Linked DNA regions of Homo sapiens: all the other regions are linked to region 4. A link is an interaction called in ENCODE POLR2A ChIA-PET data of the cell type or tissue named here. Cell type or tissue: OCI-LY7. All regions are shown on one strand. Region 1 has its middle 30 kb from the start of STIM2-AS1. Region 2 overlaps STIM2 (stromal interaction molecule 2). Region 3 has its middle 5.6 kb from the start of STIM2-AS1. Region 4 overlaps STIM2 (stromal interaction molecule 2).

Region 1 (5,000 bases), 180 kb before region 4:
CTCGTTTGGCAGATGCTTTGACAGCTATGGGGTTAAAGGGTAGATGGAAACTGTCCAGAACCGCCAGTCAGAACTCCCCAGCTCTGGCCCTGACTCTGGCTTTCCTTAGGCGTGTAGTCCCCAGGAGGCTTATGAAGTGCTCTGAGCCTTGATTTCCCCTTCTATTAAATGGGCTTGTCAGAGGACCAACAGGCTGTGAGTTTGAACACAAGGGATGCCCATTCTGATCACCACCCTTAGGTAGACTTAAAGTATGTCATTGAAGAACATGAATTTCAGCCTCTTAGGCTCCAGCTTCAACTGCCTTAGAAGGAGGCAACATGACCTGTGAACTCTAGCTTGGCCTAAAGGAGGCTCTTCTGGTAGCCTTGCTAGAACTCCGTTACTGGAGCAGAGCCAAAAAGAAAGTACTGAGACAACTTTGGCTGTTTCATAGAATGTTGGAGCTGGTAGTTTTGTGTTGAAAGGTTATCAAAAGGAGACCATTTTGTCATTTCCAAATCATCTTTGGACTAGCCTGTGCTTGAATGGTAAAATACTTGATGAAATGACATTTTTAAAACTTCTAAGACACTGCTCCCCAAATCTATGCACGTCCAAGTATAGTGCAGTAAAGTAAAGCGGTTGAGAGTGTGGGCTCGGGAGCACCCCCATCTTCAAATCCTGCTTTTGCCACTTATTAGCTGTGTGACCTTGAACAAATTACTTGACCACTCCGTGCATCAGTTTCTTCATTGGTAAATAGGGATAATAAAAGTACCTACCTTCTAAGACTGTAAGGAAACCCTGATAAATTAACAAATACAAAGGACTTAGCACAGTGCCTGGATGTTGTAAGTGCTGTGTTTAACGTTAGCCCTTACACTAGGGCTTGGTCATTGGTAGGCACTGAGTACATGTTAGATTTTACTGGACTGTTTTAGATGGTGGAGGCTGTGATGCAGGAGAATGGAAAGAACTCAGGAAGGGAGATTAGGACAAATCCATTTAGTTTATATTCCTTAGTCACTGTATTTACAACTTTTATCAAACCAATTATCTTTCTTAAGAGCTATGGACTTTGCTTGGGCATCCACAGATGCCCAGAACTCAAGATTGGAAGGAAACATGAAGCTCAAATAACAAGTAATTAGAAGGAGCTCACTTTGAAAAATATGTTTGCTTTCAAATGGAGCTTTAAATGAGCTCATGGGAAGTTTATTATAAAACGGTTGCCTGCACCAAATGCCTTAATGGGAAAAACCTTATCGCAGTTCAGTTGTTTAAATAATACACAGACCATGTCCCTCCTGAGTCTCTGTTCTCGCTGTGGGAGTCAAAGTTTCTTTGAATGTCCCAAAGTATTCCAAAGCAATCACAAAAACACATTTCAGATTTAGAAGGGAATTTAGAAATCTCTCATCGTAAGCCCTCTATAGCTGAAGAAACATCCCCAAAGGGCTAGAATGATTTGCCCAAGGCCACTTAGCAACTGGCTAAGCTCAAATCAACACCCACTTCTTTAACTCCTATTTCAGGGCCTTTTCCTCTAACTCATCTTCAGTCTTGGGTAGGTGTTAGGGAGGAAAGGAAGCTGCTGCATGAAGATGTGGAATTTTCCCATTTTTCCCCTCTCTCACACAGAAAAAGGGATAAATTGATCACATACCTACAGAAACAATTATAACTGAGCTGAGAAAGTGTCTAGGCTAAGCAATGAATCTGAATCACCAAGTCTTCAAAGTAAAAGTTTATTAGAGGCAGGTAAGGTTTGTTCATTTGTTTTTTACCTCATCAGGACTAAAACCTGTTGCTATGTTGAGTCCTGGCAGCTTTTTGTGATACATGTGGACAAAGAGCATGGCTGACCATCTAGCAGTGGGGTTTTGCATTCCCGGAATGACTTTAGTAAGCAACGTAAACTGATATAGGTGTCAGCCCAGTGTGCTCTGGTAAGACAGGGCTCTCCAGTGGGGAGGCATCTTACCTTCGGGGAATGGCAATGGCTTCTGCACCCCTTCCATGCCTATAAAAGAGTCCAGGAGCCATCAGGAGCTGGATTTGAGGGATTAGGGCCTTAGTGATTTGTCCATTCCATCGGGTTATGGTTTCCTGACCCACAGTGTCCATGGCCCATAAAAGTGTAAGAAGTTGAGCCTACCAGAGCCATACTCAACCTCACATTTGAATTTGGAGGAAGATTACATAACTGTTTACTCAACTTGACTGGCACTTGCAAATTACCCCCCCTTTTTGCCTTTGAATAAGTAATGCGTATATGCAAACAATAAACACCCTTGAATGACCAGGACTCTTGAGCACTGTGGGAGACTCTACTGGGTGGTTCCCAGCTCCCATCTTTAACTTAGCTGGGTTATCTTCATATTGCTTTAGTTCCTTTAAGTGTAGGTGACATCCCACCTCTGCAGACTTGATGTTCCTGCAAAACCAGTGTCATTGCACACTACTAGTGGGGAGATGGAACTGAAAGGGATCAAGACCTTGTAATTAGAAGTGGGGCGGGGCTGGGGTGCTAACAGAACTCTCAGAGTTACACAGTGTTTGCATATTTCTGGGATTTTTTTCCCGTCTGACCTCTGCAGTTATCTTCTGTTACTGGGTATCTCCTAACCACCAGATTGAAGCTTCTACAATTCAGAGGCTCTCAAAGTTTTGGTTTCTGCCTATGATTACAAAGAACCAGGGCCCAAACTGGCATCTTTGACCTGAAAACTCTTTAAGGCTTCGTGTTTTATAAAATAAAGTGATTGAGATGTGATTGTATGAATGCTGGAACTGTCCTAACACCTCCTGTGTTCCTGTCCTCAAACTGGTTAATGCCTGGAGTTCTGCCTATAGAGACTCATCCTTCAGTAAAGGAGTAATTTGCCTGGACTGAACACGCTAGCCTCAGACCTCTGCGAGCTCTTGAAACTATACACACAGTTTGAGTGAAGTGTATATGCCCATTTTTAGCCCTGAGGAGAGGATATTTAGATCTTTGCAGATACCCAAAAGGGTCTATAACTCACCAAAAGCTTAAGAGTGATTGCTTTTTCCAATAAATTGTTTTAAGTGATTTATTATTTAGGTTGCATGTGGACATACACGCAGACACAAATTTCATATATCACAAAGAGGGCCAACTGGAAACTTTGCCTAAGGTTTTCTCTAGGGAAAAAACCTCTATAATCTTATTTTTTTCCTATTTTAATTGAAAATAAAATCTGTATACTTATGAGGGAGATGATCACACTGCAGATGCTATGTCTCCATTTTCATCTTCAAAAATAAGGAGGCCTGGTGCAGGACTGATGGGAATTCTGAAACTGACTCTGAGAAATGCAATCTCTTAAAGCAGCGGTCATCAAACTTTTCTCAGAAGAGTTAGATAGTAAATATTTTAAGCTTTGCAGGACAGGTGATCTCTGCGGCAACTACACAACTCTGCTGTTACAGTAAAAAGAAACAAAAAAGGCAGCTGTAGACAATATGTAAACAGATGAGTGTGATGGGCTTTCAATAAAACCTCATTTGCAAAACCAGGTGGAAGGCCAGATGTGACCCATGGCAGCAGTTTGCTAATCCCTTTATTTTCCTTTTTCTTTCTTTCTTTTTCTTCTTTTTTTTTTTTCTTTTTTTTTTTTTGAGACGGAGTCTCTGTTGCCCAGGCTGGAGTGCCATAGCGTGATTTTGGCTTACTGCAAGCTCGGCCTCCTGAGTTCAAGCGATTCTCCTGCCTCAGCCTCTCAAGTAGCTGGGACTACAGGTGCATAGGTGCATGCCACCACGCCTGGCTAATTTTTTTGTATTTTTAGTAGAGACGGGGTTTTACCGTGTTAGCCAGAATAGTCTCAATCTCCTGACCTCGTGATCTGCCCACCTCGGCAGATCAAAGTGCTGGGATTACAGGCTTGAGCCACCACACCCAGCAGCTAATCCCTTTCTTAAAGGTTTAAGGATGCTATTGATTGAAATTGGTAAGGCTCCCATATCTGCCATGTTCATGATGTGTACCAACTTCAAGCTGCTTTGCAAAAACAAAATACCTGATCGTATTGTCCTGTTGGTTGTTGTGTTGAAATGAAAATAATTTCAACAAATATTTCCACATGCTGGGCAAGCTGTGGGTGATGTTAAACACCTAACAGTTAAAATCAAGAACTCCACATGCCAAATCTTCCCAGGGGATAAGACAAAAATAAAACTATATTCTTTAAACTATGATTTGTCTTTTCATGCAACTCAAGGAAATCAGATTTTTTGGCAAATGAGTGCAGTAAAACAATCCTTTTGCCCTAAGGCCTCACTCTGGGTGGGAAATCCTTCCCTGATCCTCCACAGGTAGAATTCTGTTTTTTCTGGAAACCGGATACCTTTTAGAATCATAGACTCTGGCATTGCAAACACATGCATGTTGGGCCTGCCAGGCTTCAGGCTGTGGCTTGTCCAACTGGGGAGAAAAAAAGAAAATATAATGCTCCAGAAGTCTACAGCTCCTTTCCTTTTCAAGACAAAAGAGTAGAAACACCGGTCCTCTTATTACTTGTCACATTTGGAATAATTAGACATTCTATCTTCCTGTTTAATGTTTAGTTTTACATGCTGTCTGGTTAGAACATTTCATATGTGTACAATAACATCTAGTGAGGTTTTAACAAATGACTTCAGAGGAAAAAGAGGAAGGAGCTGGACTGGACACCAAATGAATGAAAGGCTACCAAAAAGTTCATCAAAATCAAAACCACTCTTCTGGATGAAAACATACCCCCTCGACTATAATCCCATCACTTTGGGAGGCTGAGGCAGGCAGATCACTTGAGGTCAGGTGACCAGAGACCAGCCTGGCAAACATGGCAAAACCCCATCTCTACTAAAAATACAAAAATTAGCTGGGCTTGGTGGCATGTGCCTGTAATCCCAGCTACTAGGGAGGCTGAGACAAGAAAATTGCTTGAGTCCAGGAGGTGGAGGTTGTAGTGAGCCGAGATTGAGCTACCGCACTCTGGCCTGGATGAGAG
Region 2 (5,000 bases), 130 kb before region 4:
GCACAAAGGGACTAAGACACTGCTCTGTTGGCAGCTATCAGCAACATCCTGTTCTATAGTGGATTCTTTTTTATATGTGCTAGGTTTGTGATGGGGGTGGAGAAGTTCTTGGTTTTCCTGGTCTACCCTCAGTCTTAGGTAGGGCTCGTAAGCCTGAGTCTTGAGAGTAGAACCTTTTCGGTCGTCCCTTCTCCCCCTAATCTTTCCCCTCCCATGGCAGCCAAATTTTGCCTTGTGACTGAGGTAGTACTTGGGACAGAGAGTTTTCTGTCCTTCCCCTAGCAGTAGTATACTTCTGATTAGTTTTGGTATGGGATCATGGGTCAGGAGGGTCTCTGTGTCCTTGAAGCATAGTAGGCTTTTACTTCTATCTCTCCCCTAGGAGCAGTGGATCTTTGCCTGGGCCTTGTGGGTGGGAGAGGTAATTACCTGCTTCTCCTAGTCTGTAATTGTCTCTCAGACTCTGACTAATCCTGATTTTTGGTATATCTCTTTTTCTTTTCCTTCCAGGTTTTGTGTTCTGTTCTCTTATTTAGCCACTGACTTGTATTCCCCATCTGTATTAGTTCATTTTCACACTGCTATAAAGATACTACCTGAGACTGGGTAATTTATGAACAAAAGGGGTTTAACTGACTCACATTTCCACCTGGCTTGGGAGGTCTCAGGAAACTTACAATCATGGCAGAAGGCGAAGGGGAAGCAAGGCACATCTTACATGGTGGCAGGAGAGAGAGAGCAAGAGCAAGGAAGTGCCACACTTAAAACTATCGGCTCTCATGAGAACTCCCTCACTATCATGAGAACAGCATGGGGGAAACTACCCCTGTGGGCCAGTCACCTCCCATCAGGATCCTCCCCCCACACATGAGGATTACAGTTGGGGGTCAGATTTGGGTGGGGACACAGAGCCAAACCTTATCACCATCTAACTTTTGACGTTATTTTAATATTTTCTTGCTGCTTTGTCTCCCCTGTCGTGTGCTCTTTTTGTATTGCATTCAGATTGACTCATCAGCCTGTAAGTAGGCCAGTAAACTTTTCAATTACTTTTGTGACTCAGAAACTTACCTATAATTCTAGTTAATCTACTTGACTATGTAGTTACTTAATTATGTAATCGACATGACAGCATAGATCTTCCATTTTTGTATAGTTTGTACCAAAAATCTCTAACGAGGATTTCATGGTTTCACTTAGTTGATTTCACAATCTAATGGTTGTGAAACTGTTAATCTTTTTTTTTTTTACCTGCCTGTGGTGAAGAATGCATAGTTTTGTAGAAGGATTATGGGATTGAGTCAGGTGACCTGGGATATTATACCATTTCTTTTATCTGCTTGTCTATTCAATTACAAAACATTTATTGAATACCTTTTTTATTCTGGGTGGTGAGATATTATTACTATGAATTCTGATAGCTTTACACAGTCATTGTGTTAAGTTTTTCATAGGTTCACATTTAATTCTCCCAACAACTCTATGAGAGCAGTAGGTATTATATGTAGTAATTATTTGAGGAAACCGAAGGACTATGTAAGTATCATGCCCATTATCTCATAGATAGTAAAGAGAAGCAAGCCTTCCACAAACATTAGTAATATTCCATCTCATGGATACTTCATAATATATGTAACTATTCCTTGTCATTAGAAACACACTTTAAGTTTTAGCTTTGTAAGTAATGATTCAGCCAGAGTCCTAAGAGGTATACTTGATTGTTCTGGGCCCTCATCGCCCACATTCTGACCTCCTGCCAGTAAATACTATGGGTTCTAGCCACCACATTATGTCTTGAGTTTCTCTGCTTTTTTCTATTTTCATTGCCATCACTCTGGTCTGGGCTACCATTCCCTCTTACTGGGATTCCTGCAGTACCTTCCTAACTTCTTGTTATCATTCTTTACCTTCTGCAGTCTAATCTCAGAAGTACACATAAGATAATTTTCTCCCCCCGCTTTAGAGGCTTATGTAATTATGATAGAATAGAAACCTTTTATGCTGGCCTGCAAATTGCTGCATGATCTGGCCCCTGTCTACCTTTGTAGCTTCATCTGTTTTTACCATTTCCATCTACCCAGCTTCCTTTCTGCTGCTGGAGTATGTGAAACTCTTTCTCTGTTTCTGGGCCCTGGCGCTTGAGGTTTCCCACATCTTGATTGTTCCTTCTCATCTTTTTGCATGTCTGGATGCAGTATATTTTTGGTTTTGTATTTTTTCAGGACTTTTTTTGGTGACTTCCTATAGGAGCAGGCTCTGTCTTTGCTGTCCCTGATAAACATACACGGTATTTTGTTAATTTCCTTTATAATACTTACAACCAGAAATTACATTTTAATATGCTTATTAACTTGTTATCTGTACTTATCCACAGAAATATAAGCTGTAAAAGGATTGGGCCCTTGTACTCATGTAGTATCTAGATAGTACACAGTGTCTCATAGGTAACTACATAAAACTTTTTGGATGAATGCCTTGGTTCATACCTTTTGTGCATAAACCTTCATATATATAAATATATATGTAAATATATATATAAATATATATGTAAATATATATATAAATATATATGTAAATATATATGTAAATATATATATATGTATATATATATCTAATTTTCTTTTTCCCGAGGATAGACAGCCAAATTAGAATTAAGCTAGAGGAAATATTTAATGCATTTTAAACCAGATACGGTAACTTAAAATGTTTTAGAAGTGATTTTTTTCAAAGATCTTAGAATTCTTAAAATTGGTACTTTGTTATTTTTATTTTATTCTTCTCTTGTATACATAGGTTCTCTTATTTTGAACTTGGAAAATATATGCAAGTGTAGACAAGAGAATAAAACAAATTTTACTCTTCAGAAAGAACCATTTTGGTATTGTTCTTTTCTATATGTATATGTAGTATTATTTTATGTAGTTGTGCTATGTTCTGAATATATGTGTCTCCTCAAAATTTATATGTTGAAACCTAAACCTCAAGGTGATGGTGGTACTAAGAGTTATAGCGTTTGGGAAGTGACTAGGTCATAAGGACAAAACCCTTATGAATGGGATTAGTGCCCTTATAAAAGAGGCCAGACGGGGGCTGGGCGCGGTAGCTCATGCTGGTAATCGCAGTTCTTTGGGAGGCCTAGGCAGGTGGATCATCTGAGGTCAGGAGTTTGAGACCAGCCTGGCCAATATGGTGACACCCCGTCTTTACTAAAAATACAAAAATTAGCCCGGTGTGGTGGTGCATGTCTGTAGTCCCAGCTACTTGGGAGGCTGAGGCAGAATAATGGCTTGAACTCTGGAGGCAGAGGTTGCAGTGAGCTGAGATTGCACTGCTGCACTCTAGCCTGGGCAACACAGTGAGACTCCATCTCAAAAAAAAAAAAAAAGCCACTTTTGCCTTTCCCTTCTGTCATGTAAGGATATAGCAACAAGGTGCCACCTGTAAAGCAAGAGAGCCCTCACCAGACACTGAATCTGCTGGTGCCTTTATCTTGGACTTCCCAGCCTTTAGACCTGTAAGCAAAAAAATTTCTGTTCTTTCTAAATTACCCAGTATAAAGTATTTTGTTATAGCAACCTGAGTGGACTAAGACAAGTTGCAATCCTTTTAGATGGAATTTTGCATCTTTTAAAAATCCAACGTATCCTGAGCTTTTTCTTAACTATTGAATGGAAGATATAAATTATTTCCTCATTGTTGGGTAGATTCTCATTGTTGGATAGTTTTCAGTTTTTCTTTAAAAAATATTGTTGTAGACATTTATTTGCCTAAATCTTTTCTCCACTGTGGATTTTAAGGGCAGCTTCCTAGAAGCATACTATTAAGTTAAAAGATATGTATATTTTACGGTTTAAAAAATATCTATTTGTATGTATTTACTGACAGATTGCTTTCTGGAAGGATTGTGTTTTTGAGTGCCCAATAGTGTTTTTATTGAAACAGAATCTTTGGTATTTTCAGTGAAATGTCATGTTTTTATTTCTTTGATTATTTAGAGTATGATTGGTTTCCCTTTTCTGTGTTGTTAAATACACTGTCCCTTGTAACTGGGGGTTGAGATTGCTCCAGCAAAAGATGTGTTAAACTAATGAGAAGATGAAGACTGATTCTTTTCTGACATTCTCTTATGGTGATTCTTGTAAAAATGTGCTATCATGAAAAGGGTTGAGCTTTCTATTAATAATAAGTTAATTGTGGTTTCATTTTTTCCAGTTTTGTAAAGTTTCAGTTGTTGCTAATTTTTTTTCCCCCAATTGTAATTCTACTCCTGATCTTAGCCAAAAGGCCAAGAAGCAATGCCCCCTTGTAATTCTGGTTTTATCTAGAAACCTAGTTTCTTAAATTTCTTTCTTTCTTTCTTTTTTTTTGTTTTTGTTTTTTGAGACAGGGTCTGGCTCTGTCACTCAGGCTGGAGTGCAGTGGTGCCATTGTAGCTCACTGCAACCTCTGCCTCCCAGGCTCAAGTGATCCTCCTGCCTCAGTCTCCCTAGTAGCTGGAGGTGAATTCAGGCATGTGCCACCATACCCAGCTAATTTTTGTATTTTTTGTAGGGACAGGATCTCCCTATATTGCCCAGGTTGGTCTTGAACTCCCAGGCTCAAGCAGTCCTTCTGCCTTGACCTCCCAAAGTGCTGGTATTACATGAGCCACGGTACCTGGCCCATTAGTCTCTTCTTATGGCTTCAACTACTATATGTAAATCCAGGTGCTATCTGTGTGTCTTTTCTTGTTTCCTTTTCTTTCTTTTTTTTTTTTTATTGAGATGGAATCTCCCTCTGTCACCCAGGCTGGAGTGCAGTGGCGCGATCTCAGCTCACTGCAACCTCCGCTGCCTGGGTTCAAGTGATTCTCATGCCTCAGCCTCCCGAGTAGCTGGGACTACAGGCATGCGCCACCATACCTGGCTAATTTTTTTTTTTTTTTTGTATTTTTAGTAGAGACGGGGTTTCACCATATTGGCCAGGCTTGTCTCGAACTCCTGACCTCCGGTGATCCGCCC
Region 3 (5,000 bases), 150 kb before region 4:
CATTGAGCCCGAGAAGTCAAGGCTGCAGTGAGCTGTGATTGTGCCACTGTACTCCAGCCTGGGTGACAGGGCGAGACCCTGTCTTAAATAAATAAATAAATATCAATCCTGTTGATTCTACCTTCAGAATTTACCAAGAAGTCCACCCCCGCCCCTTTTGTTTTTTGAGATGGAGTCTCACTCTGTCACCCAGGCTGGAGTGCAGTGGTGCGATCTTGGCTCACTGCAACCTCTGCCTCCCGGGTTCACACCATTCTCCTGCCTCAGCCTCCCGAGTAGCTGGGATTACAGGCGCCTGCCACCATGCCCAGCTAATTTTTTGTATTTTTAGTAGAGACGGGGTTTCACCGCGTTAGCCAGGATGGTCTCGATCTCCTGACCTCATGATCCACCTGCTTCGGCCTCCCAAAGTGCTAGGATTACAGGCGTGAGCCACTGCACCCGGCCGGATTCTACCACTTTTAACCATCACTTCTGCCACTATTCTGGCCTAAACTACATCATCTCTTGTCTGGACTGTGCAGCAGCCTCCGCAATGGCGTCCCCGCTCCTACCATGAAGCAACCAGAGCGATCCTGTAAACACATATGTCAGATGCCATGATTCTACTCAAAACCTTTCAGTGTTTCCAAACTCATTCAGAGGAAAAAGCTGTAAGAGCCCTGCATGTTCTGGCCCCTATCACTTTTCTTTCATTATCCACTATTTTCTCTGTCAGATACTCTAGCTAGATCGATCTCACTGGTATTTGTGAACAAACCACATACATCCTTTCCCCAAAACTTTTCTGTGGGCTGAAATCCTCTCTCCCCAGACATCTGTACAATTCTCTCATTTTGTTCAGGTCAAAAGTTATCTCCCCCCTTCCAGCTCCCCACCCACTTAGCACTTATCATTATCTAATATACAACATATTTTACTTTTTCATCTCCCATATTTTCAGCTTCCCAATTAGAATATAAAATTCCATCAAAGCAGACATTTTCTTTTCTTATTGTCACATAGTAGCGGGCCCAATAAATTTGGCTAAATAGCACTACTTTGTCCCAGTTAGAGAAACAACTTTTTTTTTTTGTTTGTTTTTGAGACAGAGTCTCGCTCCGTCGCCCAGGCTGGAGTGCAGTGGTGCGGTCTCGGCTCACTGCAATCTCTGCCTCCCAGGTTCAAGCCGTTCTCCTGGCTCAGCCTCCTCAGTAGCTGGTATTACAGGTGTGCACCACCATGCCTGGCTAATTTTTGTATTTTAGTAGAGATGGAGTTTCACCATGTTGGTCAGGCTGGGCTCGAACTCCTGACCTCATGATCTGTCCAGCTCAGCCTCCCAAAGTGCTGGAATTACAGGCGTGAGCCACCGCGCCTGGCCAAGAAACAACTTTTAAAATCTGATCTTCTTTCTTTCGTATTTACAATAATGCTCTGGGAATGTGCTCATCCGTAATTCAAACATCCACATTTCCAGACTTTCTGTTTTCCTTCGTTTCCATATCAGAAGGCTTGTCCTCAAACTCTCTTTTACTTATTCTTCTTCCTCATTGCAAACACATTCTGAAACACCTTTGTGTAAATATAAACACGTCAAGACAAACGCCTGATTTTACCATCTCCTGGCAGCTACACTATGTGAAATATGAGATCATTTCTTCACTTGACATTAAATTTTGAGGCAAGAACATCTTGAAATAAACTATTTCCTTAAAATGATTTAACTATACCAGAGACTGTGGAACCAGAATTTCATGGTGACAGATATTTTTAAACAATTAACAAAGCATAAATAAATAAAAGAAATACATATCTGTTTGGTGCTATTGTATGGCTGTGAGCTCCTTGGATTCTGGACTAGAAATTATCTTACTAATTTTTGATCTTAGCACCTAATATAGTACCCGACCCTAAAATGCATTCAATATTTGATGTATGAACACAAACGGCTTCTCTTAGTTCACAATGCCTTGGCTCTCCTATGTCTTTGCCATTATCATAAATTTGAACCCAGCTTATGTGCCTCCCTGGATTTACTTGGTAATAGTTTTATGTTGAATGCTACTATTACTATCCAGGAACTTTACACCATAACAGCATCCTTACAGGTTGCAGAAGGGATGTTTCAATCTTCCTTGGAGCGTGACTTGTTGAGCTCTGTGGCTGCCTTGGTGGTAGGGGCCAAGATGTGATGTTCCCCTTGCTCCAGGTCTCTCATGCTGCTTTAGGGCACAACTTTAATAATGCCTGGTTAATGCCTTGAATCTCCAGCCTTTTTTTTTTTTTTTTTTTTCCTCTGGGGCTTCCCTTTTGTTACAGAGGTGGTAGACGCTCCTGGGATACTGCAGGCTGCAGGTGGACAGTGGCACCCATTCACTTGCTGGCTTAGCTCATGCATGGATAATGCCACTGCTGTTCAGGGATCTGGCTTCTCTGGCAGCTGCCTGGAGCGGCAGGTGGCATGACTGAAAAGTGCGGGCGAGTTTGCATCTCCTGCAGAAACCTTTGACTGATGGGAGCCAAAAGTTCCATTTTTCTCCCTTCTTCTCGCACTGTTCCAAAACAGAGTGGTCTCCACTATGGAGGCATCGTGAGAGACTGAGCAGCCAGCTCAGTGGTGCATCACCTGGATATTTTTCTGCCTCCTTCTGTGCGTGGCTCATGTCTCCCTTCCCCTTACTTCTGCTTCACTGGGGTTGAAGGAATTGTTGAAGGAAATCCTACTCTCTAAGGAACTGTTATATGGGCCTTTGCATCGGGTCCTATTTTCTAGAGAACTTTTGACTGTCACTTTAGGCATATGGCCCTGTAAAGACTTCTGTGTACGTACCTTTGTTGTATGTGCTCTTGTAGATTGTTCGTGTATTCTTTTTTTCTACTTTCCTTTTTTGCACAATTCAACTCAAAACGAGCTCTTGTTTTTCATACCTTAAGGGTTTAAATAATAATAGCTAACTATGCACCAGGCAGCTTTACAATCATTTTTACTTTACAACAACCCTCTATCTAGGTATTAGCATAAGGACCTGGTTTTACTGGAACAAAAATACCGGAGTTCCTCACCTTACGAAGGGTTTTCGTTTCAGATGGGTGTACTTGGGTGTACTTATGGCCATTTTTTTTATACATTCAAACTTAAGGAGTTGAAATTTCCAGTCCCTGGATGGATTTTCCACAAAGAAGAGGGAGGTGGGCAGCCCTTTGAAGCTTTTAAACAGGCCCACTTTTCTTCTCCTTGCTGATATATGTTTCTGTGGCATCTTTTTCTAAAGTAGGTGTTTTGTATACTTTAAGATTGAAAGTAGGTAATTCCTTTTTAGATAATCTCTTCAAGTGCTGTAGGGAACCCCTTGGCAGCTTCCTGCCTCATAATTCACAGACATTATGAATGTTTTTAAAATTAATTTTTAATTGACAAATATTGTGTATATTTATGGAGTACAATGTTTTGAGCTATATGTACATTGTAGAACAATTCAACTGAGCTAACATATCTATTATCTCACTGACTTAACCTTTTTTGTAGTGACAATGTTAAAAATCTATCTTTTTAGCAATTTTGAAATAGACATTAACTGTGGTTATTGTGAAGTACAATAGATCACTCAAACATATTCCTCCAGTCTAACAGTAACCTTATACCCTTTGGTCAGCATCTTCCCTTTCCCCATCCCTCGCCCCATTCACACTTACCAGCCTCTGGTAATCACCTTTATACTGTTTCTATGAGATGAACTTTTTTTTAGATTCCACATATGTGGGGTCATACAATGTTTGTTTTTCTACGCCTGGCTTATTTCACTTAGCCTAATGTCCTCCAGTTCCACCCATGTTGCAGTGAATGAAGAATTTCCTTCTTTTTTAAGGCTCTATAGTATTCCACTGTGTGTATATATACCCTATTTTCCTTATCCATTCATCTGTTGATGGACATTTAGTTTGCTTCCATATCTTGGCTATTGTAAATAATGCTGAAATGAACATGAGAGTGCAGATATCTCATTGACATACTGATTTCCATTCCTTTGGATATATACTCAGAAGTGGGATTGCTGGATCATATGATAATTCTATTCCTAGTTTTTTAGGAACCTCCATACTACTTTCCAAAATGGGTATACTAATTTACATTTCCACTAACAGTATACCAGGGTTTCCTTTTCTCCACATCCTCATCAACACTTATTTGTCTTTTTGATAATAGCCATCATTTTCTCACCATTTTCAATTGTTATGATCTTTACTTTAGCTCCATCACAATTCTAGTCCTCTTTTTGTGGAAAATGTCAACATTCCTGCTGCTTCAGCATCTGTCAGTTATCATGTGATCAATAATATTCATGTAACACCTCAAATTAAGCAGTATAGAGCAAACACATCCTATTTAATAATATAAACGACTCACCCCACACGCCCTCTGATTGCACCGGGCTTTAGCGGGCAAAGTTAACTCGCTTCTGTTGAGCGGCTTTTAAAAAACTATGTTAGTTAAATCTAGAGTTTTTAACTCCCTATCCTGGATGCAAGACACTTAAAAAGACTTCCTTCCTCTGCTCCCAGAGAAAGCAGCAATAAAATTTTCCACCTTCACTACACCACTTGAGGACTATCTCATGTTTTATTGGGTTTAGGGAGGAAGGGTCTTGCTAATGAGTTACTTCCACGGTGTCACTTCTATTCCTAGTGCTTTATTAAACAATTTGAGGACCCCATTTTTATGCTAGGGCTTCATTGATCGAATGGAGCCATCACATTGTCTATATCACTTTAGAGGTGTTTCCAAAGTTCTCAGCACCTCGAGTCCCTTGTTAGCGTTTGTCGAGAGTCAGCGGGAAAACTCGATACCTAACAGCGTTTCCACCGAAGGCAGCTCTCTGAGGGGCTTCACCATCAAGAGCAAGCGAACCAGGCTGGACCACCCTGCTGGGTCTGTCCCGACATTCCAGGGCCACGCAGGGAAGTCAAAGACGGGAAGGAGAAGATCAGTGGGAGGGCGAGGCGCCGGAATTCCCCACTTC
Region 4 (5,000 bases):
GTATGCTACACACATTGCCAGTGGTTTGCTCATAAATTTTAATCCTCACAACACATAGGTATTATCTTCATTTACAAATGAGCTGTGTAGAGAGGCTAGATAACTTACTTGCCTTGGGTTACACAGCTATTAACTGGTAAAGGCAAGGTTTTGCGTGTCATATTCCAAAGTCTGTGTCTTCTTATACTGCTATTAAAAGCTTTGCTTGTAGAAATAAGTTTAACTGAGAAATGATGTATAATATGACATAACCCACAATTCCACGTAGTTCAAGGAATTACTGTATTTTGTCTGGAGAATAATCAACATAAATTTAGAAGTCAGGAAAATCTGGTATGTTTTTTATATAGTGTTATTTTTCCTAGAACAGAGACTTTGGGTGACTAATAGTACTGCTTTATGTTTTGTGTGATTTAAGTAGTTTTCACAAATTAATTTCTTAGAAAAAGTCTCAGGAAGCCTTTAATCAGGGCAAGTGATAATACCCCTATTATACGTGAGACAATAAGCCTTAGGAACTTACTGAAGGTTACAGAGATGAAAAATAATACAGTTGGGTCTAGAAAAGAAGTTTTCAGATGTTTAGGCTGTTTTTGTGACATCATGTTTTTACTTACTGTTGTTTTATTCCAAAGATACAAAAATCATGTAAATAATTATTACATTTTAAACAGTTATTTATTGTTTGCAAAAGCTGTTTATTACTCAATTTTTTCTGTGTTCATTCCCCTGTAAACAACAATGTGATTTAAACTAAGGGTTGGGATTTAGATCAAATGAAACATTCATGAGTAATAGCAGAGAAAACAGTTAAATAGTTGCCACTATTGGAAGGTCAGACTTTCCACAGGTTTGAGTCATTATTTGGCAATCAATCTGAACATTGTTCAGCTTCAATTTATGCTAAAAATATGTAAGTAGTTTTTATGTTAAATGTGTTTCCTTTGAGCTCTTTTAGGGGAAATACATTTATGGAAATATTAAGAAAAATCTATGATTAAAGAGAGTAACTTGAATGAATTTTGTTGAGATTCTCTGTATAATTCCTTGGAAGTGAAAATTGTATAGAAATTTTAGCTTTAAAATCTTCTGAGAAGAAGGGCTTGCGGACTTACATTTTGTGGTGTTATGCAGGTCTGCATGAACCTGAGCTTAAATTTTATCTCCCTGAGAGATTAGCAGGGACGCCACACAGCTTACCCAACTGACTTATTAAACACAGTATTGTCCCAAGCCATTGCAGTTAGTTATGTAGGCAGATGTTGCTCGGGATTTGTTTGCAGTGAGTTAGTGCTCTTCCCCTTACTTTAATGTGTCTTTTTGAACTGTCACCTAGTGTTGCATTGTGAATTTTGTTTTTAATTTTGGAATCTTAAAATATATTTTTCTACGTAATTCTTTGTTTTCACACTAACTGACAGCTGTTCTATTTCTTTATCAGAAGTTTGTGTATAGTACTCTTGTTGGTTTATTCTGGCACACTATAAAGTTTATTCAAATAAGTTGGGTTTGTTCAGATCAAACATTCCTTTGCTCTTCAGTGTCCTTAGTTAGCTTTGGGGAAAATTAATCTGCGGGGTGGTGCTCGACACGCAGGATGCTCCGTAGTCGCTCGTAGCTTTGCCTCAAGGTCTTGAGTGTGAGTGTATGTGCACAATTTCATAATTACATCCTGTGTCTTTATATATCTTTAGTTTGAAAGCTCTTGCTAGTTTTTAAGTAAATCATTCCAAGAATGAATTATCTATTCCTTTTGTGTCTTTCCTTAGTGAGGCTTTCCTTATGATACTTTTTCTTAGCACTTATCACCTAACCACCAAGCATTTTTGTTTTTTCTCTGCTTATTGTCTGGCTCCATTAAAGGGCAGGTGGAAGAAATACTATGACATCGTTATACTGAAGACTATGCATAGTTTCTCATGAGAAAAATCAAGTAGACTCTCAGAATCTGTTTTCTCAAAATCTGTACATGCTCTGCAGATGTTCACTTAGCTAGTTTCTGGTGTATTCAAAGCAGTGAATTATGTAGCGGAAGTGGTAAAACAGACAATAATAGGCAGATATACTTGGAAACAGTAAGAAATAACTGGCCATAAAGAGGATGTCATGAAAAACTACAGAAAAATACAATTTTTAAAAAGTGAGTATATAGTGAAGGAGCTACAGTAGGCTCTTCTGGAAACATTAGGAGGAGGAGTAGAACGTGTATCCACCCAATTTTGGACATTTCTTTATATAATACTTCATAAATGAAATATGCATTATGGGAAAAATATGATCAGTTTTAATTTGTATATACCCTTGACTTTTTTTTCCCCCTCAGTGAGTCTGGTTTTCATAACATACAAAACTAAATATTGCAACTTAAGATATAAATAAGCCCTCTCTACCCTCCTTCACAACTTTGCTTAGTGGATTTAAGATGCACTTGAAGCTCAGCCTTCATTTTTTTTTTTTTTTTGAGACGGAGTCTCGCTCTGTTGTCAGCCTTAATTTTAATGCTAGAAATCTACTGTATTTAGACTTTGCAGTTTAAAACGATGTTTACAAAGAGCATAATTAAAATAGCTTTTTTTTTTTTTTAGTTTGGGTTCTAAAAAATATTTTAATCCTTCCTTCCTCCCTCTCTCCTTTCTTGCCTCCTTCCTTTCCTTCTTCTAGGTTCGCATGGCTCTGAAAAAGGCCGAAAAAGAATTTGAACTGAGAAGCAGTTGGTCTGTTCCAGATGCACTTCAGAAATGGCTTCAGTTAACACATGAAGTAGAAGTGCAATACTACAATATTAAAAGACAAAACGCTGAAATGCAGCTAGCTATTGCTAAAGATGAGGTACTCTCTTGTATTTCAAAATTTACTAAATTTGTTTCTTAGGCTGCATTCTTAGAGGGATTACTCAGCTGGGATACACAGATCTGAATAAAAGTTTTATTATTACAGATTCTTTTTTCAAACTGGAACTTATTGTGTAAATAGACTCTAGTAATCATAAGCTTTAAATTAAAATTACTGCATTTGGAGAAGTGTATACTTTTCAAAGTGACCTTAGTGATTTAAACATTATTCTTTTTTATCATTATCATAAAAGTTTTATACAGAGCTTTTTTCCTCTAGGTTGCTGCTTCATATCTGATTCAGGTTAGTAGTTACTGGAAATTAACTTTGACACTTAAATTGTGTGGAATGAGAATAAGTCTTAATCTGAATTCTAGCCAAAAAATTTAAAAGCTTAGTTCACTCACTAGCACCATTGTAGTATAATATAGCTAATGTTCTTCTGTTACTTTTAGTACAAGATTCGGGTCTTCCTGAACCATAGAAATAAGAGAAAAATTCTCCAGAATAAAGTTTTGAATTACATCGATTGGCTTAGGAAAGCACGTTTTCTCCCTCATCTGTTTTCTTTTTTGGAATGCAGGGATATCTTGGCTAGTAATTCTCTACTGGTTTTATGATTGCTAATATATTCAAAACCAAAACAAACTTTATTATGTTATATATACAAAAATGTCTGTATTTTTTTCAAACCTAGCCTTATTTAGTCCTTTTCGGTTTCTAGGCAGAAAAAATTAAAAAGAAGAGAAGCACAGTCTTTGGGACTCTGCACGTTGCACACAGCTCCTCCCTAGATGAGGTAGACCACAAAATTCTGGAAGCAAAGTAAGAATGTTGTTTTCACTTTTATTTGATTTATGTTTATTGTGTTAAAATGAGTAATTTGTGAACAATTTATATTTATCATTTATATAATTACATAATTTACATTAGTTTTAAGAGTGGGTTATTTCTTCTTGAAATTAGTTAATTGCCATGGTCTGTTCATGTATTGCCTTTTTTCAGTGCCATATTAAAGACCTTTTGATGCAGTAAGTAATTTCTTTATTGGCTTTTCCAGGAAAGCTCTCTCTGAGTTGACAACTTGTTTACGAGAACGACTTTTTCGCTGGCAACAAATTGAGAAGATCTGTGGCTTTCAGATAGCCCATAACTCAGGACTCCCCAGCCTGACCTCTTCCCTTTATTCTGATCACAGCTGGGTGGTGATGCCCAGAGTCTCCATTCCACCCTATCCAATTGCTGGAGGAGTTGATGACTTAGATGAAGACACACCCCCAATAGTGTCACAATTTCCCGGTAAGTGGCAATTTCAACAAAAATTGTTGGTACAGGTTTTAAAGTAATTTTCTCCTATGTCCTTTTAGGAATCATGTACTTCGAAATCTGTGAGAAAAAATTGGGTTTATCCTTCATTTTCTCTTTCTTTTTGTTAGTAATTTAAATATTTACTATTTGAGAATACCATATGCAATGCATATATCAATACTTTGTGTATATTTATATTATATATTTATACACACACTTTAAAGAAATCTGAATGCTTTATAAATTTGATTATTAAGTGTTTATTTGAGCAACTGTTATATATAACATTATATTGTTGAATATAAGACTTTTTTTAAAACATTGCTTGTAATTAAATTGAAATGAGGAGTCATATAAAAACATAATTGACAGTAAAGATAGCACACTATAAATGCCAAATCAGTGTGGGAATGAAGTGCTGAGCATTCAGGGAAAATATCCTTTCAAATGGCCGCTTAATGTATAGTAGGAATAAAAATTAGGGGAAGATCTTGGAAACAGGGATTTGAATCCTAGCTCTACCACTAACTAACTCCAGGTATGTACTTGTATTATTTTGCTGGTTTTACTTCTCTGGTTTGACAGCAGACAGTTAATGCAAGGAGAGTGAGGCGGCACTCAACTCTTAAAAGAGGCAGGAAGAGTGGACAGATTGTAAATACAGCAAAACTAGAAGTGTGTGACTGCATTCATTTCACTTGCTCCACACTGCAAGGTCATGACGGTTGCAAAGTTATGTCTAGATCTGGGCCAGCTCTGCAGTTAGAATATTCTCAGTTTGTATTTGTTTATTTGAATTATATGCACTTAAGCTTGCCAAATGCAACACTGATTCATAAGTACACGCTTTTGTTTGAAAA

What was found. Peaks named below come from ENCODE experiments on the same cell type or tissue, not always from the same donor. Only the 100,000 strongest peaks of a DNase experiment are listed, where the experiment ranks them.
Region 1: POLR2A ChIA-PET joins it to region 4 with 42 read pairs; 2 of 35 experiments call an interaction of 5 or more read pairs at or near these places.
Region 2: POLR2A ChIA-PET joins it to region 4 with 30 read pairs; 8 of 35 experiments call an interaction of 5 or more read pairs at or near these places.
Region 3: POLR2A ChIA-PET joins it to region 4 with 11 read pairs; 18 of 35 experiments call an interaction of 5 or more read pairs at or near these places.

Annotation. Positions count from the first base shown.
Region 1 is chr4:26,827,978-26,832,977 of GRCh38, forward strand. It overlaps a transcript of TBC1D19 not described here. Among named protein-coding and RNA genes, the nearest start is that of STIM2-AS1, 30 kb to the right of the region's middle. In OCI-LY7, no CTCF peak of the experiment used is centred here; DNase peaks (open chromatin) are centred at 334, 2,244, 3,664, 3,774 and 6 weaker places; H3K4me3 peaks cover 4,558 bases; H3K27ac peaks cover 5,000 bases.
Region 2 is chr4:26,878,096-26,883,095 of GRCh38, forward strand. All of the region lies in intron 1 of STIM2 (stromal interaction molecule 2), which reads left to right. Among named protein-coding and RNA genes, the nearest start is that of STIM2, 20 kb to the left of the region's middle. In OCI-LY7, no CTCF peak of the experiment used is centred here; no DNase peak of the experiment used is centred here; H3K27ac peaks cover 1,901 bases.
Region 3 is chr4:26,852,472-26,857,471 of GRCh38, forward strand. It overlaps a transcript of TBC1D19 not described here. Among named protein-coding and RNA genes, the nearest start is that of STIM2-AS1, 5.6 kb to the right of the region's middle. RefSeq lists an enhancer at 4,747-4,846 and a silencer at 4,967-5,000. In OCI-LY7, no CTCF peak of the experiment used is centred here; no DNase peak of the experiment used is centred here; H3K4me3 peaks cover 997 bases; H3K27ac peaks cover 817 bases.
Region 4 is chr4:27,004,872-27,009,871 of GRCh38, forward strand. It overlaps STIM2 (stromal interaction molecule 2), which reads left to right. Exons shown (of 12, transcript NM_020860.4): 8 at 2,662-2,829; 9 at 3,557-3,657; 10 at 3,893-4,131. Among named protein-coding and RNA genes, the nearest start is that of STIM2, 150 kb to the left of the region's middle. In OCI-LY7, no CTCF peak of the experiment used is centred here; DNase peaks (open chromatin) are centred at 1,990, 2,726 and 4,820; H3K4me3 peaks cover 2,167 bases; H3K27ac peaks cover 4,676 bases.